Linked DNA regions of Mus musculus: all the other regions are linked to region 2. Evidence: chromatin loops called from intact Hi-C (ENCODE). Cell type or tissue: left cerebral cortex. All regions are shown on one strand.

Region 1 (8,000 bases), 300 kb before region 2:
AGTAGACTAGAACCTGAAAGTCAGGCATAGCCACAGAATAAAGTCGACTAGAATAAAGCTTTTGATAGACACCTGCCCCGGCAAAACTGAAGTCAGAGAAGCGCTCAGGACAGGCCTACTCAAGGTCAAATCTCCTGAGCCATTGGACCATAAATATTTATTTTTATGATTAAAAAATGTACATGTATAAAGATGTTTAAACAGACTTTCAGTATAGATTTTTATTTTTTATTATATGTATGGGGAGCAGGTATGTGCATCTGAGTGTGGGTGCCAACAAAAGATGGAACAAAACATTGGATCCCCATAAAACTGGAGTTACTGGTAGCTGTGAGCCGCCCAACATGGGTGGTGGGGATAAAACTCCGGTCCTCTGGAAGAGGTTCAAGAGTCTGGCCTGAGTCACTGAACTTTACATTTCTTGGGTTGCCTGAGTCTGCCATGTATTACAACATGGCAGAACTCATGCATAGATGTTCCAGCAGTTCCAGAAAAGAAGTCCAGGGAAACTTAAAGAAAGCGTGAAGCCAAAATGTACTTATCAGGGAAGAAAAACCTATGAGAAGCAGGCTATATCAGGCTGTAGCTGGGATATGCCCTCTTGGTTGGTGATCATACCAGCTGATGAGCACCAGCCAACAGAGAATTGGTGTCTTTATACTTCCTCTTTGTGGTCTAGAGGCATGAAACGGTTTGTGAAGAGAGGGGTGGTATGTTAAACTGTCTTCCTGTGCCACGCCACGCTGAACAGAAGCCACTGTGTAAAACCTTTGTAGCCAGAAGGGGTCGAATGTGGGCCATATTGGCCACCAAAGGCTTCCTGGAGAAGGCAGAGTGTACACAAACCTGCAGAATCCCTAGGTACGACAGCGTTCACCCTGTTAGTTGGGGGTGGGGTCAACAAGCAAGGAAGCAAGGACACTTCAAAGTCCAAGATGGCTCCAACTACCATCTGTGGGACACAGGAAAAAGGAAAGTTGTCCTGTGTCCCTCTCCTCCACCACTCCTCCAGCTTCTTTTGCCAGTGGGAGGGTTGGGTTTGGTTACACGGATGGCCGGTCAGAAGTCTGAGCTGGTTTCATTTGAGCTTTTTTTGTTTTTTGTTTTTTGTTTTTACTTTGAAGGGGTTAGTACAGGAAGATAGGCAAGGGATGGAACACTTCTTGTTTTCTTCTGTAGGGTCAGATCTGCCTCCCCTGTACAGCCATTGGGCAACACGGCCATGGACCCTCCACAGGCTGTGTGACATTTGTTGTATTATGTCCCACTTCGGGTTTAATGCCATATTTATCTTATTAGAATTAAATAGCACAAATTTATTTATTGTCTTAGAGTTCCTTGGTCAGAAGTGAGACTGGGTGTCCGGCATGGTATATTTTTGGGTAGACGCCCTATGGTGGCATCCATTTTCTTGCCTCTTTTCATCTTCTAGAGACAACCTGTGTTCCTCCACACTTCTCCCCTTCATCCTTCAAAGCTGGTGAAAAATCTAGTCTCTCAAATCTCATAGCAGTAACCTTCTCTTTAACATCTATCTTCCATGGGAAAGGTTCCACATGCCTTTCCTTCTGTTACTGGAATGACTAGTCTGACTTTATAAGCAGAAAGGATGGTTGAGAACCCATTTCTGGGGTTCCAAGGCACTGGCACTCACTGGTTCTGATGGGACTGTCATGGTAGGTGACAGGAACATGTTTGTGAGGGGAAAAAAAATCACACACACCCCTCAAACAACAAAGCAGCAATGTAGAGACTGATTTAGGCTTCTCTAACAACTGGGTCTAGTGAGAGTTCACTCCACAACTCCCATGTTCCCCCTAGGGGCAGAACCCCAGTGACATAAGAATTCCTACTAGCTCCTGCCTCTTCCATAATGTTTCCCTGCCATTTCCAGGCTGTGAGCTCTCAACACGTGAAGCCTGGAAGGAGGCACACCACATTCAATCCGCAGATGGACCCTTGCTCTTCCATTGGCTTACCCTACCTCATCCAGATGACCACCTCCTCATCTGCGGGGCAGTCAGGTAGCATCCTTCATCCCACCCACAGCCTTATTGGATCTAATGCATTTGCGTGTTTGGGGTTATTGGTAGGTAGACCCGTTTCAGGGGAGCACTGCTGTGCCTGCCACAGTTCGCAATGTTATTGGGCTGATGGCCTGGCTTATAATGTTATGTGCCCTTGGATATTGTATTTGAACCCTTACTCCAGGCCTTCCAGATGTGAAGGGGGATCGGTGGGGAGCAGTGTTTGTCATAATGATGAAGATGGAGTGGGAAGAAGCAGTGTCTACAGGTTTGGCTGCCATATCCCCACTGGACAGTTTCCATGACACCCCACTCGGTGGTCCTGTAGAGGAACAAGTCACCTTGCCCTTGCCTCAAACCCAGTTCTCTGATTCCCAATACTTTGCCCCTGTTCTGATGCCATTCCTGCCAAATAGCTAAATTCCAGCTCCTTCCATTTTCTACCTTTACATAAAAAGCACAGAGCCAAGGAAAGGATGGAGCCTCCTACTCATCCCAGGCCTCCCAGCCCAAGCGGTACAGGCGCATCAAAGGATGCCAACCCCCCAGGAAACTACAGCTTGGATTACATCATCCTGCAGCATACCATTGCTAAGCAACTGTGGGCTCAACATCTGTTTCCATGGAGATATCACATCATCACCATTGGCCAGGCAGGGCTGAGAAATACATAGGAAGGGATGAGTAAGCCGAGCTGTGTCAGAGAATGACAAAATCTTTGTCATTCTTGTGGGAATGAGGAAAAGTCTATCATGAGAGTGAAAGGTAGGTGAAAGTCAAGGGTGCTTCAATGAGAAAAGGGGAAACAGGCATTGGATGGGATCCGGCAGGGTCCCTGGACAGATGGTATACCCTGGACCAACTCTCCTATGATGTGGCAGTAGCTGGGCATCTTGTTCAAAGGTTCATCACAGAACCCAAACCTGTGCCTCCCTGCCTAGGACTCGCCCTGCTAAAAGGAAAGGCACTACAGACCGCTGATGCCTTCCTAAGCTGAAGTGGTCCTTGCTCCACTAGCTCCATCCATGGATGGAGGCTCTCATTCACAGCTGACAGACCCTGCTATCATAGGCTGCAGTCATACCGTGAGGATGCTGGAAGAGTGGAAATGAATAGCTGTGCTGTGTGCCAGGCCATATGCCGCCTGTGTGCTGCAAGCCGTCTCCATCAAACTTCAGATTCTGCCTAGGGAATGGGATCTCTTCATCTTCAGCCAAAACACTGAGACTCAGACGGGAGGTGCAGCTCCTCCACGATTGATAAGAATCTGAAATACGTAGACATCGCAGGGGGCCAGCCCTCTCAAAGGTCGGTTCATTTCCTCTTCACGTGCTGTCCATTGGTCTCTAGCTGTCAATCAAGAGATGAATCTGGAGTTCTTTTTCTGCTGCACCCTGCTCACTCCCTATCCTCACTGGGCTACATAACACCTCCAGAAGCCAAAGTCAGACACTCAAGGATGAGTTTATGGAAGACTGGATATTGAAACAAGATGCCCAGGAGGGGTTTTCCTTGTGTCCTGAATCTGCTGCAGGATGTTCAGGAGTCCACATGCACCAGCCCCTGTCTGCAGACTCTGAGAGAAAAAACCCTGACTGACATGTGAACAGAGAATGATAGGCAGGATGTGCCTGTGCACACTCCTCCCCACCTCTTCAACACACCTCATCACAGACAGGTCTGCTGCACAGGAGAAGGAAGTGAGCTCGGGATCCAGCCTTGGTCGGAAGCTTGAAATGAGAGGAACTGAGTCTGAAATACTGGACGGAGGATGGCAAGGGAAAGGCAGAAAATAATGACAGCTGCCAAGGTGACACGGAGAAGCACCGCAGGAAGGTTTTTATATCTTAAAATCTTAAAAAAGGAGGGAGGGAAGAAGGGAGCCAGAAAGAGGAGCGAGACAGACAGAGACAGATAGAGGTTGTGTGTGGCCTCAGACACCTCAAATATTAACCATCTGGCCTTCGTGGGGAAAGCCTGCCAGCACCATTTATAGCCTGATATCTGGGAAGACACAACTTTGGAAAAAATAAAAGCCACGAGTTTCTTGCATTCTGTATTGTTTTTATAGGAGCCCTCTGTTGATACATAGTATACACAACTGGCTAAAACTCCCATGAGTGAAGATCTCACAAGTGAGCAGTACTTAATCCATTCATTTCCCCGAGGGTGAACACTGAGGTAGTGCCAGGGCTTATCTGGGAACTTCTCTGGTCCCCTTGTGTCCGGGTGTAGTTTCTTTGGGTTCCATACTTGAAAGCGAAACTGCTAAGCTAGAAATGTGTATAGCACCAGTCTTGTGGGACACCATAAAAATAATCGGTGTTGACTTGTGCCTCCATTGCTGGCCTATAAGCCGACCTTCTTTAAACTCCTCACCCACGCTCAGTGGGATAGAATTATACGTTGTTGCTAATTAGACCATGTGAAGAGTCTCTCCCTGTGGTCAGAATTTGCCTTCAGGTGAGCTGAAGGTGTTTGCAACCCTATAGATGAAACAACAATATGAACTAACCAGTACCCCCAGAGCTTGTATCTCTAGCTGCATATTATGTAGCAGAAGATGACCTAGTCGGCCAACACTGGGAAGAGAGGCCCCTTGATATTGAAACTTTATATGCCCCAGTACAGGGGAAAGCCAGGGCCAAGAAGTGGGAGTGGGTGGGTAGGGGAGCAGGACGGAGGGAGGGTATAGGGAACTTTCGGGATAGCATTTGAAATGTATATAAATATCTAATAATGAATAAATAAATAAATAAATAAATAAATAAATAAGAAAAAAAAGAATATGCCTTCAGGTAAGTAGAAAGAGGACAGATCCATCCTTTATTCATTTGTGGTATCTCCCCCTTATATTCCAGATACAAGTTCTTTGAGGAGCTCAGTTATGGGTTGTAAGTATTTTTTCACTGATACGTGGCATGTGTTTTGCTTTGCTTTTGAGATTTTTAGGCAAAAGAGATGCTAAGTTTCAATATGGTCAAAATTCTCAGTTGTTCTCTGAAATTTGGGCTCTCTGTGGCTTGATTAAATTTTTCTTTCCTGTGGCTAGAGAGATGTCTCAGCAGTTAAGAGTGCTTGCTTTTTGCAGAGGACCCAGGTTTGGGTTCCAGGCAACATATTGTAGTTTATAACCATTTGTAACTACAGTTTCAGGGAATCTAAAGCCATCCATGACCTCCTTGAGCACCAGACAAGCACATGGTACACATTCATAAATGCAAGAAAGCATTCACACACATAAAAATTTAAAAATCTAAAAATAATTCTAAATTATTTCCTTTCTCAATGTTATATAAATATATTTCTTGGCACATTTATAAGTCCTGTTTTTTCACATATGGATTTTTTTCTTCTTGTTCCAGCCCCACTCTTTCCAGTTCTGCTCTCTCCAGCCCCGCTTGCTCCAGCCCAAAGATTTATTTATTTTTATTATATGTAAGTACACTGTAGCTGTCTTCTGACACACCAGAGGAGGGCATCAGATCTCATTACAGATGTTTGTGAGCCACCATGTGGTTGTTAGGATTCGAACTCAGGACCTTCGGAAGAGCAGTCAGTGCTCTTACCCACTGAGCCATCTCTCCAGCCCTCACATATGGATTTTAAAGTCATCTGGAAATTACTTTTTAGTGGGGCAGAAAATGAAATTTTATTTTTCTCCACTTACATAACCAAATTTATGTATCCTTTCACTGTGACTTGCAATGACACTTCTGAGCTTTGTCATGTCCACATGACTACATACATGTGCCTGTACCATATGTGATCACTATGATTTTGCAAGTCTGTGTGTCTGGCTATAGCTCCTCCCACCCCTCTTCCATGCACTTGGGCAGCCATTCCTCCTGTGTTCATCCAATTGGATGCTACCATTGGTGTTTCAGGCTCTATAAAATTAAGGTGGTTTTAATCAGAACTTCATAGACAACGCAGACCAATTAGGAGATCGTTAACACTGTCAGTTGTAGCATTTTCCAACCTGTGACACATTTCTTCACTTCTTCTTTGATGCCTTTCTATAATTTAATTTCTTTTGAATTTGATGATGGGTGATCAAGCCTTGCATATGCCAGGCAGTTACTGTAACACTGATCTATGTCACTAGCTCATCAAAAACAGTTTCATTGCTGTTGTTTGGCTTGGTTTGGTGTGAATTGGTTTTGTTTTGCTTGTTTGTTTACTTGCGAAAGGGTCTCATGTAACCCAGGCTGCCTTCAAACTCATCATGTAACCAAACATGACCTTCAACTCCAGATCCTCCTGTGTGCACATCTTAGGGTTTTACTGCTCTGAAGAGACATCATGACTAAGGCAACTCTTATAAAGAACATTTAATTTGGGGCTGGCCTACAGTTTCAAAGTCCATTTTCATCATGGTAGGCAGCATGCAGGCAGTCATGATGCTGAAGACAGCCAGAGAGTTATACATCCTGATCTGCAGGCAGCAGGGAGAGACTGTGTGTCACACTGGCATAGCTTGAGCATATATAACCTCAAAGCCCACCTCCACAGTGACACACTTCCTCCAACAAGGCCACACCTCCTAGTAGTGCCACACCCTGTGGCCAAGCATTCATAGACATGAGTCTATAGGGGTCGTGCCTATTGAAACCACCCCAGTTCACCACCCAAGTACTGCAACTACAGGCTCGCACAACCATGCTCATCCTACCAACAATGTCTACTAATCTACATGAGTGTATGCTTTGTATTACCTTACCAATTAAATTAATTAATAAAATTAAATATTTTGTTTTGGCAGATGTGATGACACAGCACTCAGAAGGTGAGACGGGGATTGCTTGGAGCCCTAGGCCAGCTTGGGCTACGTAGTGAAAATCTGGTCAGCCAGAGCAGAATCCTATCCCCTCCCCTGTTCCTACCCCAAATCCCATTGTGTATATAGTTTGTAAGAGACAGTGGTTCACTATCTGGAACAGGTCTTTAAGCCCACTTCTACCTTGTGAAATGCATAGAAATGACCACTCAGCTTGGGGTAGAGATCTCTGCTTTCCTGGTGTCTAGGTGTGGATGTAGTCCCAGAGCACATGATCAGGCCCCTCCCTATTTGGCAGCTGAGTATAGGGAACTCCAAGGTGCTCAAGGGAAGGGGAAACCACAAGTTGGGAGGAGAGGAGCCCAAATGTCTGACCCAGCAACAACTGACACCACACGCATGAACTGGCACATGCACAAGAACAGAATCCCACAAGCTGGCGCTCAATGCAGCAATCCCTGTGACATGGAAAATAGAATACTTGGTGAGGTAGAGCTCCTTCTAAACAATAGTTACTTTTACTCAGTGTTGCTGGTGATTAAAATAATATATAAATGTGGTATATACATACATACATATATACACACACACATATATATAGTTTCTGAACTAGGAAAATCCCTTTAGTATCTCATTTTTTTCTGTTTTTTTTTTATTAAAGATTTATCTATTTCATATATGTGAGTCTGTTGCTGTCTTCAGACACACCAGAAGAGGGCATTAGAACCCATTACAGATGGTTTTGAGCCGTCATGTGATTGCTGGGATTTGAACTCAGGACCTCTGGAAGAACAGCCAGTGCTCTTAACCGCTGAGTCATCTCTCCAGCCCCCTTTAGTGTCCCATAACATCTATTGTCAGATTCTATCACGAGGTTGCTTTATTTACAAGCAAGGACCCTTCTTTCTCCTATCCACTCCTGGTCCTTATGCTCGTTTTTCTTATCTCAAATCTTGGTCAGGCCGGCAGTTCTCATCTCATCTCTGATTATAGTGGGAATCCATCTACTTATTCTTCATTAAGTCTGAAGTTGGACAGAGCTAGGCATGGGTCCCATTTGTGAGTTTAAGGAAGCACTAGGATGGAGTCTAGTCTATTTCTATTTCTAGTCCTTTTCTATTTTGTAAGTTAGATATTAGTTCATTCATTTTTATCCTCCCCAGCTCTCTAACACAGATACTACTTTCTGCCTT
Region 2 (8,000 bases):
CCTAAATGTGAAATGGAGAACTATAAAAGTTTCTGAGAAGAACAGAGGAGAAGATCCTTTTGAGTCTATGTTAGTCAGAGAGTTGTTAAACATGGCAACCAACTCATGATCCATAGAAAACAACAAATTGGATTTTATCTAAATAACACACTTTGATTTCTGTTACAGAAGTATTAAAGGCAATGAGGGGAAACCCCTACAGATTTGTGAAAATATCTTCAGATCACACATCAGACAATAGACATATATTTCAGGGAATAGGTATTTAAACAAACAAACATGAGAGCAGAAATGACTACAATTTTTAAACCGGTAAAAGCTTAGAAAATAGGGATGGACGAACAAACAAGGCAGCAAACAGAGATGCTCAACACTGTAAGTCATTAAGAAAATCCCTATTCAAACCAGAATGAGGTACCATCCCATCCCTGTTAAGACACTGACTCTGCACCAAGTGCTGGCGAGGATGTGAAGCAGCTGAATCACTCCCAGACAAATGGGTGGGGGGCGGGCAAAACAGCACATTCATTATGGAAAATAGATTGATCACGTCCCACAAAGTTAAATGTATGCTTACGATGCAATAAAACCATCCCACCTCAAGATGTTTACATTAAAGGAATAAAAGCATTGTCACATAAAAACCCATTGAGTAATCTATAGAGTATTAGTAATCGCCAAAAGCCGGATCTAAGCCAAATGTCTCTTCATAAGTGCTCTCTGACACATTCCTTCCCTGGAATACTCATTTTTTTTTCATAAAGAGTAACAAACTATTGATACATACTGGAACTCTCATGCTCTAATATGGGAATAAAACTCTAGCATAGCAATGATGGAAACTAGCTTGGTTATTTCTCATAAAGTGGATCTCAGAGAATGACTACATCTTAATGAATGAGTGAATCTCAGTGAATAAATAAATTTCAGGAGCATGATGTTAGGTGAAATAAGCCATGAGGTAATGCTATATGATTCTACTTTATAGAAAAAGCAACATTATAGGGACATGAATTCCTGGTGACCAGTGGTTGGGAATGAAGGGAGGGTCTGAAGGCCAGGGAGTGGTAAAAATATCTTCTCTATGCTGTTGCAATCATTCTTTGTTTTGTTAATGGCCGTGCTTTTAGAACCTGTTATACATTGAATAAAACTCAGGACTGTACATGCAGGGGAAAAAAAGAACCCAACTTCTACTATATAGTTTAAAACACATATTGTTGGTAAAGTTTTGTATTGCTAAATCACTTGGATTTCCTCACTATCCATCACAGAGTCCATTGGATACTTGGAAGAAAGAATAGATTGTTCATTCATTTATGAAGACCTATGTGTAGGTACCTGTAGCAGGGAAGGCATAGATCTAGACTTGATCTAGAGTGCTCTAATCCTGAAGACAAAGTTGCCCTATATGTGAGCTTGTAGCTTTCATTTCAACCTGTCCTGTAGTTTCCATTCATCCAAGGATCTGAGCTATGGTTTCTCTGCAGGTCCTTCCTTGGGCTCTTCAAGGCTGTACCAAGCAGACAATATGGGTCACAGCAGCATTTCCAAACATCTGGTGCTCGGTCTGCCCAGGTCAATCTCCTTATAAGAGCATCTGGCCTGATATTACTGACAAGCCAAAAGGGTCACTATGATACGACGACAGTTCTCTTCCTGGATTTCAGATCATTCTGCTGTGCGTTCTCATTTTTCTCTAGGGATTCAAATCACCCCAAATGTACAGTAGAATTGAGGGAGCAGTGCAACAGCCATGGTGGGGAGAAGAATGGGCAAGCAGCAGTCATGCCAGGTACCATCCTACTCATCAGACACATAGGATTAGTGAATGCTCCTAGCAATCCAATAAAAGGGGTAAAATCTTCTTCCAGGAAATACACAGTACTTCAAGAGTCTTGAAGATGGGTGTTTAAGTAAATTGGCTAATTTCAGCAGATAGGAAAAGACAAAAGTCCCACTTCTAACTTAAGTCCTTTGGAGTCAGGAAGCCACACCCTTCCCCACCCTCTCAGGCTTACAGCTGGTTTCACTGGCCAATGGCTAAGCTTTCTCCAAAGCCATATCCCTGCCTCACCTGGGCTACTGAGACCAAGTGGTTGGCCTCTTCTGCTGCTCTGAGTTCTGACTTGTTCAGCTTCAGGCAAAGAACTCATTACTTCCCTGGCTTGGGCATATATAGAACATTTAAAAATGTCTTTCATCGGGTGATAAGCAACGATCCAAAAATATCTGCTCCAAACTGCAAAATGAACCCAATACATTCCATTCCGAGTTGACTCTCAGGCCATCTGGCTCAGCTTCTCAGTTCGCATACATGGTCTTGACTTCCATGCAGGCTGACTCAGCCTTGACTCTGAGCCCATGTCACCATGACAAAAACACCTAAGAGAATAGATCCATGGAAGCTCTGTATGAGGGAGAGTCAGGGCCACAAGCGTAGTAGATAAATGGGAAGGGCCTGGGTATAATATTCTTCAGTGCTCTGTATGATGGGATGAGGATGTGTAGGAGCAAGAGGGACTTCAATCTGTTTCCAGTCTATAAGTCTGTAATGGTGCATGTTTGAGTATGACTAGCCCCCATAGGTTCATATATTTGAATGTGTGGCCATTACAGAGCAGTGTTACTCGAGAGAGATTAGATGTGGTCTTGTTGGAGGAAGTGTGTCACTAGATGTGGGTGCTGAAGTTTCAAATGCCCAAGTCAGGCTCAAACTCTCTCTCTCTTTCTGTTGCATGTTAATCCACATGTAGACTCTCAGCTACCTCCCCAGTATTGTGTCTGCCTGTGTGCTGCCATGCTTCCCACCATGACTATAGTGGAGTAAACCTCTGAAACCTAAGCTACCCTCAATTAAATGCTTTCCTTTTTAAGGGTTGCTATGGTCATGGTGTCTCTTCACAGCAATAGAAGCTCCAACAGTACAGGAGCCTCTTCTAGACCTGGAGGGAGTAAAACAGGGTTTGGGATAAACATGGCTAGGTTCAACACTACGGGACACAGAGAGCAGAGGAGACTCAGAGTCAGGAGTAGACTCTCTGTTTTGACCATGAAACTGATGGGACCTGGTGACCCAGATGTCTAAGACTGGCAGGGAATGTGAGTTCTGGAGTGTGGTCTGGGTACTTGAGGGGGTTGGGAACCCATACAAGATCTAAACCAAAGGAGCACTAGATGGGTTCTCAGTGTTAAGAGTGGGGTGTTGGGCCAGGACTCACCCATGAAGGTTGGGGAGCATCTCCAGTTAAAAGGGGATCAAGAGCAACTCCAAAGAAGTTGACTTGGGTCTAGCCTCTGACCAAGGGCTGACTTGAGGACTAGAACTACCCTTCACAGCTCAGACCAATGTTACTGGGACTGCCAGTTTGAGAGCAAAGGGTCTGATAGGGGACTAGATGGATGGTGGGGCGAGAGACTTGGGATCCATGCCATGGACTGCGGTGACAAAGCCACTTATAGGTACCGTGGGGAGCATGGCCTTCTAGTCTGACAACACTAGCTGTGCAAAGGGACCACATTTCTCTTAGAGTGGGATAGGAAAACCAAACCTAAGAGATAGCAACACACAGAGTGCCTGCTATCTAGCAGATAACTGAACATACAATCTAATGCATCTGGGTATCATCTCCCAAGGTGGTGTGTCTCAGGCTTGACTCTGCATCCCAGCAGGGGTCGGGGGAGGTGGTCATCAAACCATAATGCTTATGCTCATCTTTGGAGGGTATTTCCTGGTCTGTAGCTCTGGGCTGGGCTTAGACAATGCACTATCTGTATCTTCTCACATGGAACTGCTGCCGGCTCAGAGACCACCGTTTCTTGAGAAGTACTGGATATGAGTTTTCTAGCTAGTATTTTAGAATGAGGGAAGATTCATCGTCTTCTACTTCTTTGCCTTGGGTGGGACCTGGACGACTTTCTCTATTGTGTCTTAGTGTCTTCACCTGTAAAATAAAGGTAATTATTCCTTAGGGTTATTGTAAGGATTGCCTGTGAGGAAAAACTTCAGAGTACCTGATGTCACTACAAAGCAAGCACACGTAAGGGTGCATACTGGGTGCTTTTGAAAACATGTCCTCTGGGTTGGCAAAGACTATTCAAAATAAATACCATCACCATTTCATCAGGAAATGCAAGATGAGGTTAACCATGCAATTAGGATCTGAGCCCTGGGGCTGTTTCAAAGTGGGTTTAACTGCTTCCTTCTTCTCTGTCCACCTTCCTTTAAACTAAACCCAGCAAACGGCTGAGCCCTCAAGGATGAATAAAGACCTAGGCTTTCAAGAATGCTGGGAGATCAGAGAACAGGAGTCACAAAGAGGAGGTGGGGGAGGATGTTTATGTGGGAACTGGGCACAGAAGTTGCCCAGGACGCACATGGTGGGCATTTTTTGTGTGTTCAGAGAACAGATATGCGCAATGACTCAGTGTTTTGCCCACACATTCCCTCTTTTCTCTTGGCTGTCTTAGCTGATTGAAGTCATCAGCGGTGGTGATGCAGCAGGTGCAAATGGATCACCCACTGATGGATTACACAGCCCCGGAGCGTGTCCCTCCCTTCTGCCTAATATGGACACCAAATCCAGCCACTGAGCTGCCAGCGTGAACAGACACTGCAATTTGTGGATGATGAATCAGAGCATCCCACTCTCCCACATGGACCACAGTGTCCCAGCAGCAGGAAGGATACATTGTAGCCAGTCCATGTGTAGTAGGTGGGGAGCCTGTGTAGCTCTTGTCCTAATTGCAGTCACTTGCCTTGCATTACACGCTTATGAACAGGGGGTGGAGACCATGTGTTTGGGCATCCCAACTCCTTTCTGCTTCCAGGCAGAAAACTCATCCATATTTAGCATCTTAAGTCTTTATAAACTGGCAACTTTCACTTTGGATTTGGCAGCCGAAAGTTCAGTCTGAATTTTCTCTGATCTGGAAGATAAATAAATCTACCTGGCGTCCCTTACGCTCCCTGGACTCACCATGCCCAATCCTTTTCTGCACCCCTTTAAACTCTGAGCCGTCCCTTTCTTCACCCACTGTCGCAGTGGGTGGTAACATTAGTAAACATCCAAGCCAGAGGCCCAGGGTAGACCCAACATACGTTTTAATATTTTAATTGGTTGATTTTATTTTTTGAAAGAGAAGGACAAATAGTTCCCAGATGCCCCTTCTCCGTTACTCCTAAAACCAATGTCTTGGTTGGTGCACAGAAATTTGTTGCAATGGCTGAACCAAAACCAATCCATTACTTACTGAAGTCCATGTTAACATGAAGGCTGACTCTTTGTGTTAAATATTTTGTCAGTTTTGGTAATAGATTCATGTATAGCATTCTCATTCTAATAGTGGACACATAACATCAAGACACACATTATAGTAGAAAGTTTAATCCTTAAGCAGATAGAAGTGAGGTCTAGGGCTAGAGAGATGGCTCAGTGGTTAAGAGCACTGATTGCTCTTCCGAAGGTCCTGAGTTCAAATCCCAGAAACCACATGGTGACTCACAACCATCTGTAATGAGATCTGATGTCCTCTTCTGGTATATCTGAAGACAGCTACAGTGTTCTCATTTATAATCATAAGTAATCTTTGAGCCAGAGCGAGCGAGGTTGACGGGAGCAAGCAGAGGTCCTATCCCAGCAATCACATGATAGCTCACATCCATCTATACAGCTACAGTGTACTCACATACATAAGATAAATAAATAAATCTATAAAAAAAAAAAAGAAGAAGTGAGGTCTACACAGAGGACCCCTCCTAAGAAGGACATCAGGACATGATTGGTAGTACCTTGCTATTCTGGTGGTTCTGTCTCAGAAATGTCCACAATCTTAGCTGATTTTTGGTTGCACCCGACCTCCTCAGAGCCTGTCATTTTAAAATTAACTTATTTATTTGTTTGCTTGGTTGGTTTTTTTGTTTGTTTTCTCTGTGTAGTCCTGGTTGTCCTGGAACTCACTCTGTAGACCACGCTAGCCTTGAACTCAGAGATCTGCCTGCCTCTGCCTCCTGAGTGCTGGAATTAAAGGTGTGTGTCACCACTACCACTGCCCAGCAATTAACTCTTATTTTTCGTGCCAGCTCATGGAATCACCTCCAAACGATCTAGTGATCTTTTCTGTAGAATATATGTAGGAGCTGAGCTAGTAGCCCCATTCTCTTGATCCCAATGTCTGTAATGTATTCTCAGGTTTCTGGGCTGATCAGTTGTACCCTTCTAGAGACCTGGTTTCTAAAGCAATTCTGCTTTAGATGTCCATCACACACCAGTCCCTGGTAGAGCATCAGTGACTGGGAATCTCTTCCTTCCCTTCTGACTTCCATATAATCTCATGAACAACCTCTGCTAGTTTATTTCCTTATTTGCTCCTCCTATCAGAGAGCAATCTCCACCTCAGTGATGGGACCAGATGAAAGAAAGAAGACAAAAGCAAGCATCCGCCATGCTGGGCAATTCAACCATGTGCCCACTGTTCACAGTCACACCACCTTTGCTAGCCTTTCAGTTCCTAGATGGTTAACTTCAGAAGCAACAACGGAATGATCTGGAATGCCTCCACTTGCTACAGGATAAATTCATTCAGGGAAAAGGAATGCATTGTTCACATATTTTAGACTTCTTTTTTTTTTTCCTTTTAATTTGAGTGCTGTGGGCTATTAAAATGTTTCCTCACAAAGAGGGGGCGTTAAGAATTCTAAGGAAGTATTCACTTCTATTGTGTTCATTAGAACTGACTTGAGGGGCGTGTTGTATACTATAGGATTTGCTGCAGATGCAGGTCTTCTTTGTGATGAACATTCTAGATTCATCTCCAGAGCTCAGTATCTTTATCAAACATGTATACTTATCATCCATGATTGGAGTCCTCTTCAGTCTATCTAATGATGGTCCCTCGGAAGTAAAAACTCTGAGCACAGCTCTATGATCTTGATCAGATACCAGCCCAGACTCTCTGGGTTTCCTAGTGAAATGGGGACCTCCTGCTAGTAGGTCTATTACAATCACTTTCACTGGCTTTCGAATTCTATGCATGCATCTATGCTTGTGAAGTAATTGAATTCAATCAACAATACAATTATTGGGCTCTGCCCACTGCTTACTATCTCAATCCTTGGCACAGAAATTCCAATAGTGTCTTCCCCTACCTCTTAGGGACTTAAACCAGCTTGTGACATTGTCTTCTCTAGGAATGGGCAGTCCTTCCAGAGACGCTTACATCCTCTTGATAACTTTTATGCATATTGTAGGGGAAAATGGTGTCTTGGGGGCAAACTGTGGACCCTCAGGGCCCAGCTTTCATTGGCTCAGATCCCACTGTTCATTGTCTTTGAGCTGTTTCACAATGGTCTATAAATGATAAGTAATAGATATGGAAATTGTGTCCTGTCTGATCTAATTAGCTGCCTCCTCCTTTGGGGAAAAACCAGTTTTGTTTCCATTTGAAATGCATCTCAACATTTCTTTACCCTACAGAAGTGTGTGTGTGTATGTGTGTGTGTGTGTGTGTGTGTGTGTGTGTGTGTGTGTGTGTGTGTTGGTTTCTCATTTGAACATCTGCCTGGCTTCCTGCTATCTAGAGTAAATACGTTCCTTAATGTGGGTATTTTTATTTTTGTATGCGAGTCATGATTTTTATCTCTTTCTGAAAATTATCTTTAATAGCATATTGTCTCCTCCAAACCTTGCCAAAGACTCTTTCTATTTTCAGCCCATAACTGAATGCTGTTGTCCATCATCAGCTCTGCTCTTTAGCTCCTTCTCTCTCTCTCTCTCTCTCTCTCTCTCTCTCTCTCTCTCTCTCTCATCTCTCCCTCCCCCCTTCCTCCTTTCCCTCCCTTCTGTTAAAGCAGCGCTCTTTACCCCAGACCTGGGCGAAATGTCTAACATATCCGGTTCCTGCTGGAAACCAAATGTTTTGAGGTTTGTTATGTTGGAAGTTTCAGCTACAGTCCTCAGGAACTGCAGCCTGGGCATGCTTTGGTATTTAGGATCACTTAA
Region 3 (8,000 bases), 550 kb before region 2:
AGGGGCTGGCTCGTAGGTGGCCTGCCCTAGCCATAGTGCCAGCTATATTTGCAGCTACAGGGAAAACATCTCAGATGGAACAGCCATTTCATCCTTCTACTAATGCTGAGTTATCCCCTGCCCTTCTATGGGAAAATGTAGCTTTGATGTAACAACCTTCCCTCTTGGGGTACTGTGACTATTTTGAGGTAACTGAGAATGGCAGTACGCCATGGGCATGTGAGTTTCTGCCTAGGAAGTGAGACCTGAGAGGGACGAAGTCGCAAGCAGGACTGGAGATGGCATGTGGTGGGCTTTGTCCTGCATATCTCCATCTCTCAGTGTACCTGGGGCCTTAGTTATGCAGGAGGCCCACAGTGACGACTGGTTGAGCAAACCAAACAGAAAAATGGAAGAGAGGGAATCATTATGTGTGGAGTGCTTCTCCTCTGTGCTAGCCCTGGGAGGTGTGCGAGCATGGGTCTAGGGAACAGTACACAGGCCAGAAAAGTGATCCGAGGGCTCCTCCTGGCACTGAGCTGCCTGGCATCAGCCACTGCCTTTGTTGTCTTCTGCCCATTGCCTTCAGGGTGTTTTATGGCTTTCTTTCTCAGTCACTAAGAATTATTTCCCAGAAATTTATGGCTTTGGCCTAACCCGTAGCATCTGTTCTCCCAACCTGGGCAGTACAGGGGAGAAATCTATCAGGAAATTGGTCTCTTGCCAAGTGGGGGTCAGACTGGAAGCACAGTAAACAAATCTCGATCTCCAGTCCCTAGCCTATAAACCAACAAGGATGGAATGTAACAGGAATTGTGAATGTGCTGGCATGGGGTTCAAGGCTAAGTCTGCCTACACTAGCCTAGGGGAAGCTGGATATCCCAGCACTCCTTACTGAGACGTTCCAGCCCTCCTTCCCAGCAGCAAAGAAGTGTTCCCTGTAGCCCTCTGATAGACGACAGTGGTCCAGTCTCTGCCCTAAAGCCACTCATAATGATTCAGAAATTTTCACTGTCCGACATATTGTGGGTTAAGAGTTTTTGTGAAATTGTTAGAAAATCCTTCTAAGTTACAGTTCAGCTCTATCCAGTTTGTCTCCTGGGGTTCTTTCTGTCCTCTTGAACTGTACAAGGTGAGGATGATCCCTCTTGGATGCAGCAGTCGCATTTGGATGCAGGTAGCACTGTCATTTGCAGGATGGCACATTCCGGTCTGACTTACCAGCACCCTTCCTTTCGAGCCATGTTAACACACAGCTGCTCAAATCAAGATGCAATCTCATCGAGCCAGCTCCTGAGTCGTTTGGTATTACTGAGGGCTGATTTGAATAAAGCAGTTGGTAAATGGTCCCTGTAAGGTGTGGGAAAGACATTTATAATCCATCACAAAATCTTTGAGACCAAAGAAGCACTGTAGACAGCCACCGCAGCAATCACTGTTTCCCCGCACCCTAACATTCTATTCTGCTATAGTCAGCCAATAGCACTTTGGAAGCCTTTTTTGGATCCTTTTACCCTCTTTTCTTTTTTCTTTTCTCCCCTTCCTTCCTTCCTTCCTCCCTCCCTCCCTTCTTCTCTTCTCTTCTCTTCTCTTCTCTTCTCTTCTCTTCTCTTCTCTTCTCTTCTCTTCTCTTCTCTTCTCTTCTCTTCTCTCTCTCTCTCTCTCTCTCTCTCTCTCTCTCTCTCTCTCTCTCTCTCCTTTTAAGTATTTTTGTATACCAGAAAAATAAGGTACTTTTTCCAAGAGCACATACATGACATGGTTATGTGCACGGGTAGCAGTTGCAAGGCGTGGATAACTAGACCACAAAGTATGAGAAGGTGGGGATTCTAAAGTGGTCCACATGTCTGACTGATGATCAGCTATCTGGATGGAGGGTGTGAGCGATGCTTTAGCTATAAAAGAGGATAAAAGAAGGTGCCTGCCAGAAAAAAGGAATCCTGTCTGTAGGGTATAGCCCATCACACACACCACCACCACCACCACACACACACCCCTCCATTCTGGCCACTCTTTGCTAAGTTGTTCTCCAACGCTATTTATTACTGTCCAGCTTCAGCTCCTGCCAAAGTGGTCTTGCTAAGAGACAAGTCTCCCAGGTCTGTGTCTACAAGGACTTCCTCCTGCCCCTCTCCTACAGAAGTGTCTATCTTCCTAGGTTCATCAGGCTGCTCTCCACACTTCCAACATTGGCAGACCCTCCTGAACTTTCAGACTATTCAGGCCTTCTACAAGAACAGAGAGCCTCCTTATGCATCCACTATGAACCCCTGAAGATGGCAGCTCTGAGTGACCTCTTCTACAGCTGGGACACTTTCTCTCTGCCTTCCCTTCTGCTACCACCCCTCCCCCATCCACCCACTTCGGCATCCCATCTTCTCAGCACAGTGTCCTTTATATCACCCTTCCACTGACCCATTTAAGTATGTGGCTGTCCAGTTATCGGTGCCTGTCCCACTGATGACTCTCTTAAAGCAAGAGCAGAAAGTTCATCTCATTTCTGATTCTCAATGCCCAGAATAGTCGAAACTGCTCACAAAATGCTTGTGTGAAAAGCGAGAGACTGAATGGGAAAGGATTTCTGGGTGGCAAGGCAATCCAGAAACATATGTCTCTTTGAGTTCCAAAATCATCCTACACCCAAACCCACGGATGCTCCAGTCCCTTATATAAAATGGTACCAAATTTGCATAGAACCAATGTGCAAGCACTTGTATTACTTAAATCATTCCCCCATTACGTATAATACATAATAGAACACACATATCATGTAAATAGTTGTTAAACTGCATGGTTTAGGGGAAGATAGTGAGGAAAAATGGTTATACATGTATGCTCAAGAAAAAGCAATTGTCTATTTTCAATAAAATACTATTCAGTGTTGGTTGAATCTGGGATGAGGATGAAGGGCAGACCATACCATGCACTAGGCACCATGTGAAACAGTTTACATAGAATCCAGTGGAGCTATGTTAGAACAGTCTCTTTGATTATATAAACAATAGCAGCAGGCTGGTATGTCTCTTTCTTCCAGACAGAATTTCTCTGTGCTCTAGACATGTTTGCCTGTGTACTGTTGACGTTAGTTCACAGCTCCAAAATGACATGTGCTCTTTGGCCAGGGTGACTATGACTGAATCCGATCCTACCCTCACCTCACCCCCATCTTCCACTGCAGAAGTGGCTGCAGGTGGATTGGCTGAAGGGCCTTGTAAAAGCCATACTGTGTCTTGGTTAACCTCCCCACCTGCTGACCTGGTACTTCATTCCCACCAAGTGTTTCTAAAATGAGCTGAGCACTTTTGATAATTATATCCACAGTTTAGGACACGAGCAGGCTTTAGGGAAATGTGGCTTTTAAATTTTTTCCGAGGTTGATTTGCATTAAAATTGGATACTTAAGCTCCAATTTACATAACACAGGATACATGTAATATATATCTACTTACTCAGAGCCTGAGCCACATCTCACTTTTAGCTTTTGGTCTCTAGAGGGAAAAAAGGAATCTGTTGCCAGTAACAAGTGTGTGCGAGGCAGGGTGGGGATGGGGTGCCTACTTCCCAAACCAGGAAGCTTTGGCACACACACAGAGGGAGAATACAGGAGTCCTGAATTTAGAATGGGGGATTTCCAAAGCACAGCAGGCACAAAGGACAGTGCAGAAAAAAGAAATGAGGTAGAGCCCAAAAGAGCCTTGCTACCACCCACCATGCTCAGAATGGAGTCTGGGATGCCAAGCTATTCCAGGCTCAGGAGACATGTATGGTTCAGGAAGAACTCAGGCTTTAAGATCAGATAGGAGTAAGTTTGAAGCCCATAGTTACCACCTAGCACCCTTGGGAAAGTTACCTCTCCTCACTGAGCCCATTTCTAGGTCTTGAAGGTAGAAGCAGTGGTTTCTTAAGTAAGATGAGCAGTTCCCTACCCCACCCCCAAAAGATAGCCACACCCAAATACCTGGAGCCTGTTTGGATGTGACCTTATGTGACACAAGGTTTTTAAGCAGTGTGATGAGGTCACCAATCAATGGGTTGGAGAATGTTGCAAATGGGCCCAATCTAATATCATAGAATCTCTAAAATCAGAGAGCTTTCTTAGGCACGTGGCAGCAGAGAGTTGGCATAAGCCAGGTGCCGTGCTCCAAAGGGACATTAGCAGCTGTTAGCTTAAAGATGGAAGAAACAGCAAAATAGTAGCTGAAAGAAATTCTGGGCCATCAGCCAGCAAGGAGAAGGGAACCCAAGTCCTGAAGCCTTGAGTAACTTTCTAAAATCAGTTAAGTAAGCTTCATAGCAAGTTTTCCTTCAGAGCCTCCATGAAGGGACATGGGTCTTGCTGACACCTTGACTTCAGCCATGGAAGACACTGAGTAGAGGACCCTCCCAAGTCCTCTAAGTTCGAGGAGAATCGTTAAAGCAACATAAGAAACAACATAAGAGTCTCATCACATCCACATGTCATGAGACTGCGTGAAAATAGCCGAGTGTCTGCTCCACTAGAGTTGGCTGCCTTCCCTTCAGGATCCTTCATGGCCAATGTCTCATAAAGAAGGATAGTCTGACCTGCTGAGATACCTCAGTGCCCCTGCCTTTGCTTTTAGCCCAGGGTTGGGGAAGTGGCCTCAATAAGGGCACTCACATTTGAGGAAACATCATCTTTCCCCAAATATGTAATGATACATGACACCCTCTTGGCTGCTCTGTTAGAGCCCAGTGCCCTGTGTGATTCTCCAGGCCCAGATGTGATCCCACAGGCCACCTTTTGTTGCTGCTCCTAAATGTCCCACATGCTATCAAAGAGAGACAACAGTTGCTTATTTGCCATCAGAGTTTGGAACGTTGAAGGATGTTCATAGTCACAGGGCCATGGGTGATCACCGTGGACTTGTGGTTAATAGTTGTCCAAAAGTAGAGGGCTGGGAATAGCATCTGTTGTCCCAGATGTGAGGTGGAATGCATTTGGCTCACAGATCCAAAGCTATCTTTTATAGCCCAATAAGATGATCTCCAGTCGAATCAGAGCGTTCGTTAAAAAACAGTGGAATTGTCTTAGTTGATGTTGAGCTGCTATAGCAGGATACCACACTGGGTGGGCCAAAGGGAAATATGGAATAGAGAGTGGGAAGTCCAAGATTGGGTAGGGTTTGCTTGCTCCATCATCCTTTGGCAAAATGTACAAGCTGGAGAGCTCAACAGAGGGCAAATTCTTCATCCCTTTATAGCGACAGGTTTCCATAATAACAACTCACTCCCTAGATAACAGCACTGGTCCTTGCACCAGAGCCAATCCCTCATGACCTTTTGGAGGTCTTGTGTTTTTAACAGTTTTGCTTTGAAGATTAATTCTACAGCCGGTGAACTGGGGAGGAATACGTACTGGCCTTAGTACACACAGAACTTGCTTCTTGACCCAGTAAGAGCCAGGAAATTAAAGATTACTGAATTACCTGACACATAGGTAAGGGCAGATTTATGCATGCCAACAGACTGTGAATGTCTCTTTCTGCGCACTACTGTCTGCTGCTCTATTTCCTTTGTCCTCACCAGGTTTAAGCTCCTCAAGAGGTAAATAGATGATGTGATCACATATATCAATGTGATCACATACACAATTGTAACACTCTAGGATACTCCATTTAAAACATGATCCATGGGACCAGCAAGATGACCCAGTGTGTAAAACACTTGTCCCCAAAGCCTGATGACTGGAGTGCAAGTCCCAGTTCAAGCTCCTTCCACCTGGTGGAAGGAAAGAACCAACTCCCACAAGTTGTCGTCTGATGGGCACCCAGATTCAATGGCATGTGTGCACATGTGTACACCACCCCTCTCACATCCCTCTACTTCCTTCTATACTCCCAACATACACTGAATAAATAAATGAATGAAAAATAAACAGAGCTCATTGCACACAGCTGTTCTTATGTGAACTGGTACCCTTTACCCTCGTTAGAATTCAGGCTATGAAATGAAGCCAGAACCTTGACCAGGGATGGTGTGCTTCCTGGAAAAAGAGCTGCTCTCTGGACCCTGAATTCCTACCCACCACTTATGTGCTCATCAGATGGGTGTTGATTCTGGTAAGAGGTGAGGGTCCTCAGAGGCAGTAAAAATAGCTGATGTGCTAATGAGTACATGGTAGACAAGGGAAGAAAATGCAGGGCGTGAGGGCAATCTTCTCTCAAATATTAATCTGAAGTTAGAAATATAAGGTTCCATCACAGTGCCCCAGTGAGGATAGAGTAATTACACATCTCCCTGCCTGAGATGTGGAGTATGTGTGACATTTATCACCAGGGAGATGATGCAGGCACTGACTAAGCGAGAACCCCAGAAGACTCTATAGAAAGACTTTGCCTCCTTCCAACCTCACTGAAGAGATGGTGGCACCACATCAGTGCAAACATGGAGAGCAAGGCTCTAAGAATGCCTGGCTTCCCACTGCAGCATCCGTGGTTCTCGTGGCACTTGTCCAGGCCCTCTTTGAGAAGCTCAGGTTCAGCAGACTTTCTCAATGGCTTTCACAAAACTGCTAACCAAGCATGCCCAGTGTGTGAGCATGAGAGATTGCTCATCCTCCTCAAGTCACAATGCAGATAAGGGCAGGCTGGTTGTAGATCCTAGGTTTTAAGTATTCTGCAGAGTAGTGCTTAGAAATCATTACACTAACCTCAAAACTCCTCATACCACCAAGAGGACCTCTTGACTCAAGTGACAACACGGGGACCCATAGCAGATCCAAAACTCCTGTTACAACAATCTGGGCTTGAGAGCTGAGAAACCTAACTCATGCCAGGCCAAGGACTCCTGTAAATGGAACAGCTGGTCTGAAGGATCGAATGTGTGAGTTGATGAGGCAGAAACTGAATGGTTGCTTCTTGTCCTACTTGTGGGTATTTTGAAGACAGTACCTGTGTCTTAGGGTGCAATAGTGGTGCTCAGTCCTGGGGAAGAGGGGTTTCAGGACAACAACTTTGAGGTTGAAGTTGGGAGAAGTACATCAGTTCCTGATATCTTGCTGTTGGTTGCCCTAGCATAGCTGCACTAGAAAACAAGACATCAATAAGCAGCAAGCAGGACTGTTAGAAAGATCGACAGGAAACTCCCTGACCTATAAGTACAGGAGGATGTTATTGTCTCCCTGGCTAAGGCCTAAAGAATTGTGATAGTTTGAATTTGGGCTCTAACACAACACAAGAGAAACTGAAATGGTGGAAGATAGGCTTAGAGGAGGAAAGAAGGTGGGACTATGGGATGATGCCAAGAGATGTAGAAGAGGTAGCATGGTGGGTCACATGTCTCTCTAAAGTGTCAGGTCTCTGAAGTTGAACACTATCTGGTAGTGATGGGGATGCTGGTACAGAGGAAAGTTCTCAATGTCATCAAGAGGACCCTGAAATCAGACAATGGAACAGCTGATATTGGATAAAGATAGTCAATGACAGCATCACAGAGGAAATGAGAATGGGACAAAGGGTCAGGTGATGGCACTGTTTTAGTCAGGGGACTGAACATGGCTGGTGGAGGGCAAGGGTCAGTGGACTCAGAAAAGAAAGACTGGTTGGAGGGTCTTCAGGGAAAGAGGTAGCTTATAGAGTGGGGAGTGTGGGATTGAGGTTGCAAGAATTTGCTTTTCAAATGAGGAGGGACATATGTCTCATTTGAATACATGGAAAAGAAGACACAGTAGCTAAAGCGTATGCATTTGCTTAGGGAAAAGCTGGCACAAAGTGTGTAGCTTATATCTAGTAAGCCAGGCCGTCATCTCATGTGCTGTGGGTTTATAGAGGTTTCCTTTTCAGGAAGTGGAGCAGACCCTTCTTGGGTTCCCCAGAGAAGAGTTGACGAGATCACACACAAGGAAAGAAGTCCTATTCGCACATGGAACTAACAGGATTCTACATCTGACCCCTGAGATTGTTCATTGTAGTGTCTGATCAAGATGTAGATGACAGACAGTTGGCTGAGCCACATCTTGCTTAGTGACTCACAAACACCAAGCTCAGACAGAAACCTAGCCA
Region 4 (8,000 bases), 100 kb before region 2:
TTAGATCATACTTTATATTTCATAATAAAGGAAATGAAAAATTATCTAAAATCACATATATAAATACTCAAATTATAGGACAAAACTACACACATCAAAAAAAAAATCAGTGTAGAGACTTTGCCAAATCAGTGGAGAAATAGCTGTTACTTTTGAAACAGTAGAACAGTCAAGAATGACAGGGACTGTGCTTATTCTCTGTCACTGCCACAACGTACCTGAGAAAACCAACTTAATGGGAGAGGTCATGGCATCGCAGGCTTCTGCCCATCGTCCTTGTCTCTATTAATTAAGAGTCCCTAATGAAACAGAACAACATGGTGGTGGTGACACGTGGAAGAGGTTAGTCATGTAATGGGGGACAGAAGCCAGAGAGTAACAGGAAAGAGCCAGGGGATTAAATCCCCCAAAGGACGTGCTTCGAGTCAGCCATTTTCCCCAATCGTTTTCTAGCCTTCAAAGTTCCTGAGTCTCCAAATAATCTCTTGGATTCCGACCCTGTCACAGAAAGGATGAATCCACAGCTAACAGCAGAACCTTCATGACCCAACCTCTTCTCAAAAGACCACCAACTGATGAAACAAGACCTCAGTAAAAGGACCATAGGGGAGCTTCCAGATTCAATCCCTAGAGGGCACGAATAAATTGTGTGTGTGTGTGGTATGGTGTGTGGTGTGTGTGTGTGTATGTGTGTGTGTGTGTGTGGTGTGTGTGGTGTGGTGTGTGTGGTGTGTGTGTGTGTGTGTGTGTGTGTGGTGTGGTGTGGTGTGTGTGGTGTGGTGTGTGTGGTGTGTGTGTGTGGTGTGGTGTGTGTGGTGTGTGTGTCTGTGTGATGTGTGTGTGGTGTGAGTATGTGTGAGGTGTATGTGTGTGTGTCGTGTGTGTGTGTCTGAGAACGCTCACATGCACAGCGTTCGCAGACACACACACAGCTGCATACATGCTGTGGCACACTCAAGGAATTTAAAGGGCACATTTTGAGAGTTGACTCTCACTCCCCAGTTTGTTTGGGGCAAGGTCTTTTTTACTGCCCATGTACCCCAGGCTATCTGGCCTGAGCGCTTTCAAATCATTCTCTGTCTAGGCCTCCCATCTCACCTTGGGAGAGCTAAGATTACAGATGTCTACCACCAGATTTGCCTTCCCCCCTACCCCCTCCCCCACCCTCCACAGGTGGGTTCCTGGATTCAGGTATGAAGTGATGAAGGATTTTACTGTCTCCACCCCCACTCCACCCCCACCAATGATTACTAATGAGCAGTGTTCCTACTGGTGTTAGCATTCCTATGTCTTCCTTCGAGAAATGCTACTCACATCTTTGGAGTGACATTTCTCCTTTGTGTATTGCTAGGGATTGGGCTAGCCAGGCAAGCGCTCTACCATTGGGCTGCACCCCCCACCTCAGGCCCTTTGCTCTTTTTAATTGGGTTGTTTATTTTCTCAAGAGGGTTGTTTGAATATCTTATATATTTATAGATAGAAAAGCCAAAGAGTAGGAAAGCCCTCTCCATGTTGTGCTGGATTTAAATTGCAAGCGTATTCCTATTTTAAGGTTTGCTACCTCTGTGTTTATTTGATTTGATTTTGATGGTGTAGCACTGGGGTTTGAACCCAGGGCCTCAGACATGCTAAGCAAGCACTCTGTTACTGAGCCATCACCACCCGCAGCTACTTGTGGATGAATTCCTTCATCACCCTGGCCCGACTTAGCTCTCCAGTTCAAATTCCAATTATTTGTCTGCTTGTTGGCTTTCTGATGCAACTTTCTGTATCAAATGTTCCTTCCCTATTGTGGCAATTGGCTTGGAAGCTGAGAGAAAATACCAGGATGGAGTAAGTACTTCCTTTCTCCTTCCTAGTTTCCTAGGGGCTAACTTTTGAGTCACTGTTCGACTAGAAGTTAAGCCACCATGTGCCCACAATCAGACTAGCAGTCCTGTAACATCACACACAGTTCCAGGCACACAGTTCACAAGGACGAAGAAGATGCAGCATTTGGTCTCAAAGAGCTCATTACCCCTTGGGGAAATACACATTAAACTCTGCCTTAGTTACTTTTCTGTTGCAGAAATAAAGCAGCCAGAAAAAAGCTACTTAAGGAAGGAAGGAAGGAAGGAAGGAAGGAAGGAAGGAAGGAAGAAAGGATAAGGAATGCTTGTGCTCAGCTTTCATTCTTTTTATAGAGACTAGGAACCCAGCACAGGGAATGGTGCCACCCATAGTGAGTGATACCCCACAGGCATGCCCAGAGCCCTGTCTCCCAGGTAACTCTAGATGTTATCAAGTTGACTATTGAAATTAACCATCACAAACCCCCACCTTTCCTTATATAAATGTGCTAAGTTGAACATTTGACATTACACTCTAGGAAACATAAGCAAATTACTGACCCAGCAAAGAAATTCAGAAACTGTGTGCACTGAGATTAGCTAGAAAATAAGGGTGATGGGGATATGAAGAAGGATCAAGCCATGCCATGCTTGCTGGGCAAGCATGAGGACCTGAGGTGGATTACCAGCGTTCATGTAGAAAGGTGGGCACAATGGTATATGCTTATAATCAGCACCAGAAAAGCAAAGACAGGCAGATCCCAGGGACTTGTAGGATAGCCAGTAGAGCCAACTGGTGGTCAGCAACAGACCATATTTTCAAAATAATGTGCAGAAGCAGTTGAGGAGAATACCTAATGCATGCCCTGGCCTACACACCTACACAGACACACTCTAGCCTACACACACACACACACACACACACACACACACACACACACACACCGTATACTCATACACACATCTTGTCACATGGCTACATTCTTCATTCCTACACATGAGCATAGTCACATGGCTACAACACCCATCTCCACTCCTCTGTACATCAGCCACTGGACTGAAAGAACTGCATTCAACAGAGCGGAAAGGAGATAGGATTCTCTCCCAATCGCTCACAGATAAGGAGTGACCCTCGTTTGTTTTGTATTTATACTAGTTCCCAGCAAGATGTGTTCACTTTTGAATGGTGAAAAGTCAACTCTCTTTTTATTACCTGTTCATATGCTCTGTTCACAAAAGATGCCTTACAGTTATTCTAGGTTTATATTATTTAAAGTAGTTAAAGATCAAATTGTATAAAGGTCTACCCTATTGATGCTGGCTTAGAAGTCCAAGGGCTTTGGATCAATTGGGACATTTGTGGAAAATGTTCAACCTTGCTTGTGGCTGACTTGTTTCTGATGGATTGTGGTATGTGTGGGAAGGAACCAAGTTGAGATCATTGTATACTTTAAGCCTCAGTACTGTCAGTTTTTCATACAAATGAATGGCCTTTTGTTAAGTGATGAATTCAAAAATTAATCATTTAATAAAAGAATAAGGAGTTGGTTTCCAGCAACCGTGCTAAAATCATCCACTCAGGGAAGAACAGACTTTTTGACAAGTGGACACCCACATACAAAAGAACAAATTTACACTTTTACCTCATCCCACACACACAAATACACCCAAAATAGCATTTAAAACCTAAATATAGGAGTCAGAACTCTTCCCTTTTAGAGGGAAACATGGCTATAAATCTCCGTGTTATTAGATTAGGCAACAATTTCTTAGATTTGACACCAAAACACAGGCAATAAAAGAGAAACTAGATAGGGAATATTTCATTATAACTAAAGACTTGTACATTAAAGGTCACTATCAAGAAGGCAAAAATAATTCAAACTGCAAAACAAGAGAAAACATTTGTAACTGATATATCTGCCTAAGGTCTAATGCCCAGAATATATAAATAACGCTTAGAATTCAACAATAAGATATACAACCCAATTTAAGAGTAGACAAAGGACTTAAATAGGCATTTCTCCAAAGAAAATATACAAATGTCCAACAAGCACATTAAAACAATCTCAACAACATTAGTCATTAGGGGAAATGCAATTCAAAACCAAAATGAATTTACATTGGTTTTCATACCCATTAGTATAGCTATAATAAAAATAAACAGAATTACAAGAGATGGTGAGGCTGTGAAGGAATTAGAGCCTCGTACATTGTGAGTGGGACTGTAAAATGGCACAGCTGCTCTGGAAAACAGCTTGGCAGCTTCTCAAAAAGTTAAACATAGAATTACCCATAACCCCGCATTTCCACTCATAAATATATTCACGAGAGAATTGAGAACATATGTTCACACAAAACCTTGTACGTGAACATTCACAGAAGCATTATTCATACAAGCCCGGGCATGGAAGGAACCCCAACGCCCATCAGCTGATGAACGGGTAAACAAAATGTGCTGTCTCACAGAACAGAATAGTATTCAACCATGAAAAGAAAGGAGGCACCAATCCACGTTACCACATGGGATGAGCCTTAGAACATTAGGGTAAGTATACACAGCAGATACAAAAGGCCGTGTGTTGTATAATTCCATTTATATGAAGGGTCCAGAACAAGCAAGTCCATAGAGACAGAAAATAGGTTAGTGGCTCCCTAGGGCCACGAGCCAGGAGAGACAGATAAGAGCTGAATAGGCAGAGCATTTCTTTTGGGAAGATGAAAATGGTCTGGAAGTAGGTAGGAATGATGACTGCCCTATTCTTTCAAACATCCTAAAGACCACTTAAAATGGTCAATTGTATTATGCTATGTGAATTTAATCTCAGAAGAAAGACGAGTGGGAAGGCCTCTTATGTTTCATCGTGATGGATTCAGCTAGCCTTCAGAACCTGCTGTTTCCATGAGATAATGTGCTCCAGAGGCACATTTTCTGCTGTTCTGAGTCAGAAATGGGGGTGGGGCATAATACCAACATGATGTGGGCTCTGTCATCAAAGTGTCTATGCCTGGTTGGAGGATTCAGACCCCCTTTTCACCAACTAGAGCAACAGCCTGAATCAGAAGTGGTGCGAGCCAGTGCTCATTCTGAAGAAGAAACACTATAAGGTAAGGTAGGCTTAGCATGCACAAGGCCCTAAGTTTGATGCCCAGTACCCAGTTAGAACCAGGTGTGGCTGGGCAGTAGCAGCACATGCCTTTAATCCCAGCACTTGGGAGGCAGAGGCAAGTGGATTTCTGAGTTCAAGGCCAGCGTGGTCTGCAGAGTGAGTTACAGGACAGCCAGGGCTATACAGTGAAACCCTGTCTCGAAAAACAAAAAAAACAAAATCAAAAACAAAAAAGCAACTAGGTGTGGTGGTACAGGCCTGTAATCTCAGTGATCAGGTAGACAGGAACTCAAGGACATTCCCAGGTGCACAGCAGATTAAGAGGTCAGCCAGAGCTACGTGAAATCCTATAGGTCTCATAGAGAGGTGTGTGTGTGTGTGTGTGTGTGTGTGTGTGTGTGTGTGTGTGTGTATGTGTGTGTGTGTGTAATATAGGAGGGCCTTACAGGATGAAAAGGAACTTGATACGTATTGGAGATGTTAAAGGGTGTTCTAGGAAGTAGCACTGACTTAAACAACGGCTTAGAGATGTATAAAGCACTCAAAAGCAGCCATGTTGTGTCTGGATTGTGATTCTAGCTCTTTGCCACTGCCTTTTCTTTTCTTTTAATCCTAGCTCTTTGCCACTGCTTTTTCTCTTCTCTTCTCTTCTCTTCTCTTCTCTTCTCTTCTCTTCTCTTCTCTTCTCTTCTCTTCTCTTCTCTTCCCTTCCCTTCCCTTCCCTTCCCTTCCCTTCCCTTCCCTTCCCTTCCCTTCCCTTCCCTTCTCTTCTCTTCTCTTCTCTTCTCTTCTTTCTTTCCCTTCTTTCTTTCTTTCTTTCTTTCTTTCTTTCTTTCTTTCTTTCTTTCTTTCTTTTTGGGGGGAGGGGGTTCAAGACAGGGTTTCTCTGTGTAGCCCTGGCTGTCCTGGAACTCAATCTGTAGACCAGGCTGGCCTCGAACTCAGAAATCCGCCTGCCTCTGCCTCCCAAGTGCTGGGATTAAAGGCGTGTGCCACCACTCCCTGGCATTTTTTTTTTTTTTTTGGACCATTGCTTTTTCTTAAACACCAGAACCATTCTCCACTTTGATCCTTAGTTCTTATCTCAGAGACGATGCCTTCTATGTGAAAGTTGGGAAAGAGAAACATTGTCCTTGAACCTTGGTGGGGGCTTGGCAAGATCCCCTAAGAACCTTCATCAAATCCTATCTGCAGTTGTGCCCAGCTCCCTTCCTACAGGCTGTATCTCCTCTCTTGCACCTCTCTTTGCTGCAAGGACTATATCCATGCCCCTGCTTGACAGATGTCCTCCTTCCATCTTATAAAGGCTTTCGGTCCATGGATGAGGAAGCCAGGGACAAAAGGAGACCCACCCCATCCTTCTGTGAAGAGCTATTGCCTCCGACCCCTTTGGAAGTTAGATGTATTTTGACTCCTATTTGAATGGCAAACCCACTGCCTGAAGGTGGAGAGTGGGGGAGACTCGGGGAGGGTTTTGGTGCCGTGGCGCCTGCAACGCCTCCCAGATGAGCAGCTAGCTGTAGACATCCAAGGGTGTGCTTGCTGACATTGGCTCCCGCATGTATTGGGCATAATCCTGTTTTATTGTGTTTACCATTGTGTACGAAGAACATGACATTGCAAAGAGGAGCATCCTGGATGATGGAGCTGGTCCTCGGCAGACTTTCTCTAAAACTAGAGATAATCCCTCCTGCACCAGAACTCCAGTGTGATGATCCAGTCAGTGTCTCCAGCTCCCATGTGCTTACAGGAGACCAAACATCTGTCTTAGGCAATTCTAGCCTCCTGCCTATCCAAAGGTGGGTCTAAGCATGTGCCTACCTGAGACTGATGTCCTACCCAGTAACAATGGGTGGAGGATAGAAAACACACAACATAGTAAATATGTCCCCTTATACTCCGGACCAAGGGAGACATGATTTAACACTGACCCGTCCTTGAACCGGCTGATAATTTGTTTTTAAAATCCAAGCAAGCACGACTCCCATTCCACTGCCTATCGCTCGGTGTCTGAGGGATAATGGCCTGACAGTGCCGACAAGGACCAGATGTGCGGTAGATGGGTCGGGTCAGTCAGTGCTGGGAAGGAGAGAGGAGGGAGGGAATGAGCTGGGATGTCATTACTTGGAAAGGTCACAGGGTCACTGACAGTGGCAAGAAACAGATTTTTCCAGCTGCTTTCAGGCTGAGATTTGCTCTGCATAATCTGCATGCTTTTATCTGTTTCTCAAAATAGACAGGAATTTTTTCCACAGGCTGCTCCAATCTGGCTGTGGAGACGTGAGGGAGGATGGAGGAGACAGTTGCATGGAGTCCGGTATGTTCGTTTGGAGCCCCCATCCTCCACTAGTCCCTCCCTTGCACCAGCCCTATGGGATGGCAGTATCTTAATGTCCCCCGAAGAGGAGTCTCAGAATTGTGATAGATACTTTCCACTCTGAATTTTGCTTAGCATCAGAGTAAGCCATTCTTTCTCCTTTTTGCCTTAAGCATACAGAATAGAAGACCTTGATGGGGTCAGAAGCACAGCTCCTTGACCCTCTAGAACAACAGCATCACTTAGGAGACAAAGGAAGCGGGGAAGACAGCGGCTCCATCAGACCATATGGGTGTTACCAGTTCCACAAATCATTCTCCACCTTTGTCCTAGCCTACAAAGAAGCATCACAAATTATCTACAGAGATCTTCTGGAAGGTTCACTCTGGATTAAATCAGGCTCATCTCTCAGCAGCTGGTCCCTCTCGCCTGAGATCAAAAGGATCTTGAACCTTCCAAGTGAACTGCTGTCAAGCGAACAGCAGGAGGACCTCAAATATTATTTACATAGAGTTTTCTTTCTCCAATTATGTATTGGTTTCTTCTTGTTACAAGCCTATTTTATAAACATGGAAACCAAGACACAAAAAAGAAAACAGTGTCGGGATTATGTAGGCAGCCATTAGGCCATTAGGCCAGAAATGAATATATCTTGATACCACCTATATTTATTCCAGCATTTCCTTTCAATTGCCTACAGAGAGAGAGAGAGAGAGAGAGAGAGAGAGAGAGAGAGAGAGAGAG

What was found. A loop is a pair of places that touch in the nucleus more often than their neighbours do. Peaks named below come from ENCODE experiments on the same cell type or tissue, not always from the same donor. Only the 100,000 strongest peaks of a DNase experiment are listed, where the experiment ranks them.
Region 1: a loop joins it to region 2, with 7 times the contacts of the local background. A loop is called at or near these places in 3 of 42 quality-filtered maps.
Region 3: a loop joins it to region 2, with 4 times the contacts of the local background. A loop is called at or near these places in 2 of 42 quality-filtered maps.
Region 4: a loop joins it to region 2, with 8 times the contacts of the local background. A loop is called at or near these places in 6 of 42 quality-filtered maps.

The regions. Positions count from the first base shown.
Region 1 is chr17:73,266,725-73,274,724 of GRCm38, reverse strand. No RefSeq gene overlaps it. Among named protein-coding and RNA genes, the nearest start is that of E330032C10Rik, 20 kb to the right of the region's middle. In left cerebral cortex, a CTCF peak has its summit at 7,466; DNase peaks (open chromatin) are centred at 2,610 and 3,118; H3K4me3 peaks cover 453 bases; H3K27ac peaks cover 2,194 bases.
Region 2 is chr17:72,967,492-72,975,491 of GRCm38, reverse strand. No RefSeq gene overlaps it. Among named protein-coding and RNA genes, the nearest start is that of Gm23649, 16 kb to the left of the region's middle. In left cerebral cortex, no CTCF peak of the experiment used is centred here; DNase peaks (open chromatin) are centred at 2,302 and 4,585.
Region 3 is chr17:73,514,145-73,522,144 of GRCm38, reverse strand. The region is part of intron 9 of Galnt14 (polypeptide N-acetylgalactosaminyltransferase 14); the gene reads left to right. Among named protein-coding and RNA genes, the nearest start is that of Capn13, 120 kb to the right of the region's middle. In left cerebral cortex, a CTCF peak has its summit at 3,482; DNase peaks (open chromatin) are centred at 3,587, 4,168, 6,420, 7,760 and 1 more place; H3K27ac peaks cover 1,873 bases.
Region 4 is chr17:73,071,609-73,079,608 of GRCm38, reverse strand. It overlaps Gm41616 (a long non-coding RNA gene), which reads left to right. Exons shown (of 4, transcript XR_876944.3): 3 at 7,195-7,256; 4 at 7,430-7,832. Among named protein-coding and RNA genes, the nearest start is that of Gm41616, 9.0 kb to the left of the region's middle. In left cerebral cortex, no CTCF peak of the experiment used is centred here; DNase peaks (open chromatin) are centred at 4,155, 4,745 and 7,133; H3K27ac peaks cover 212 bases.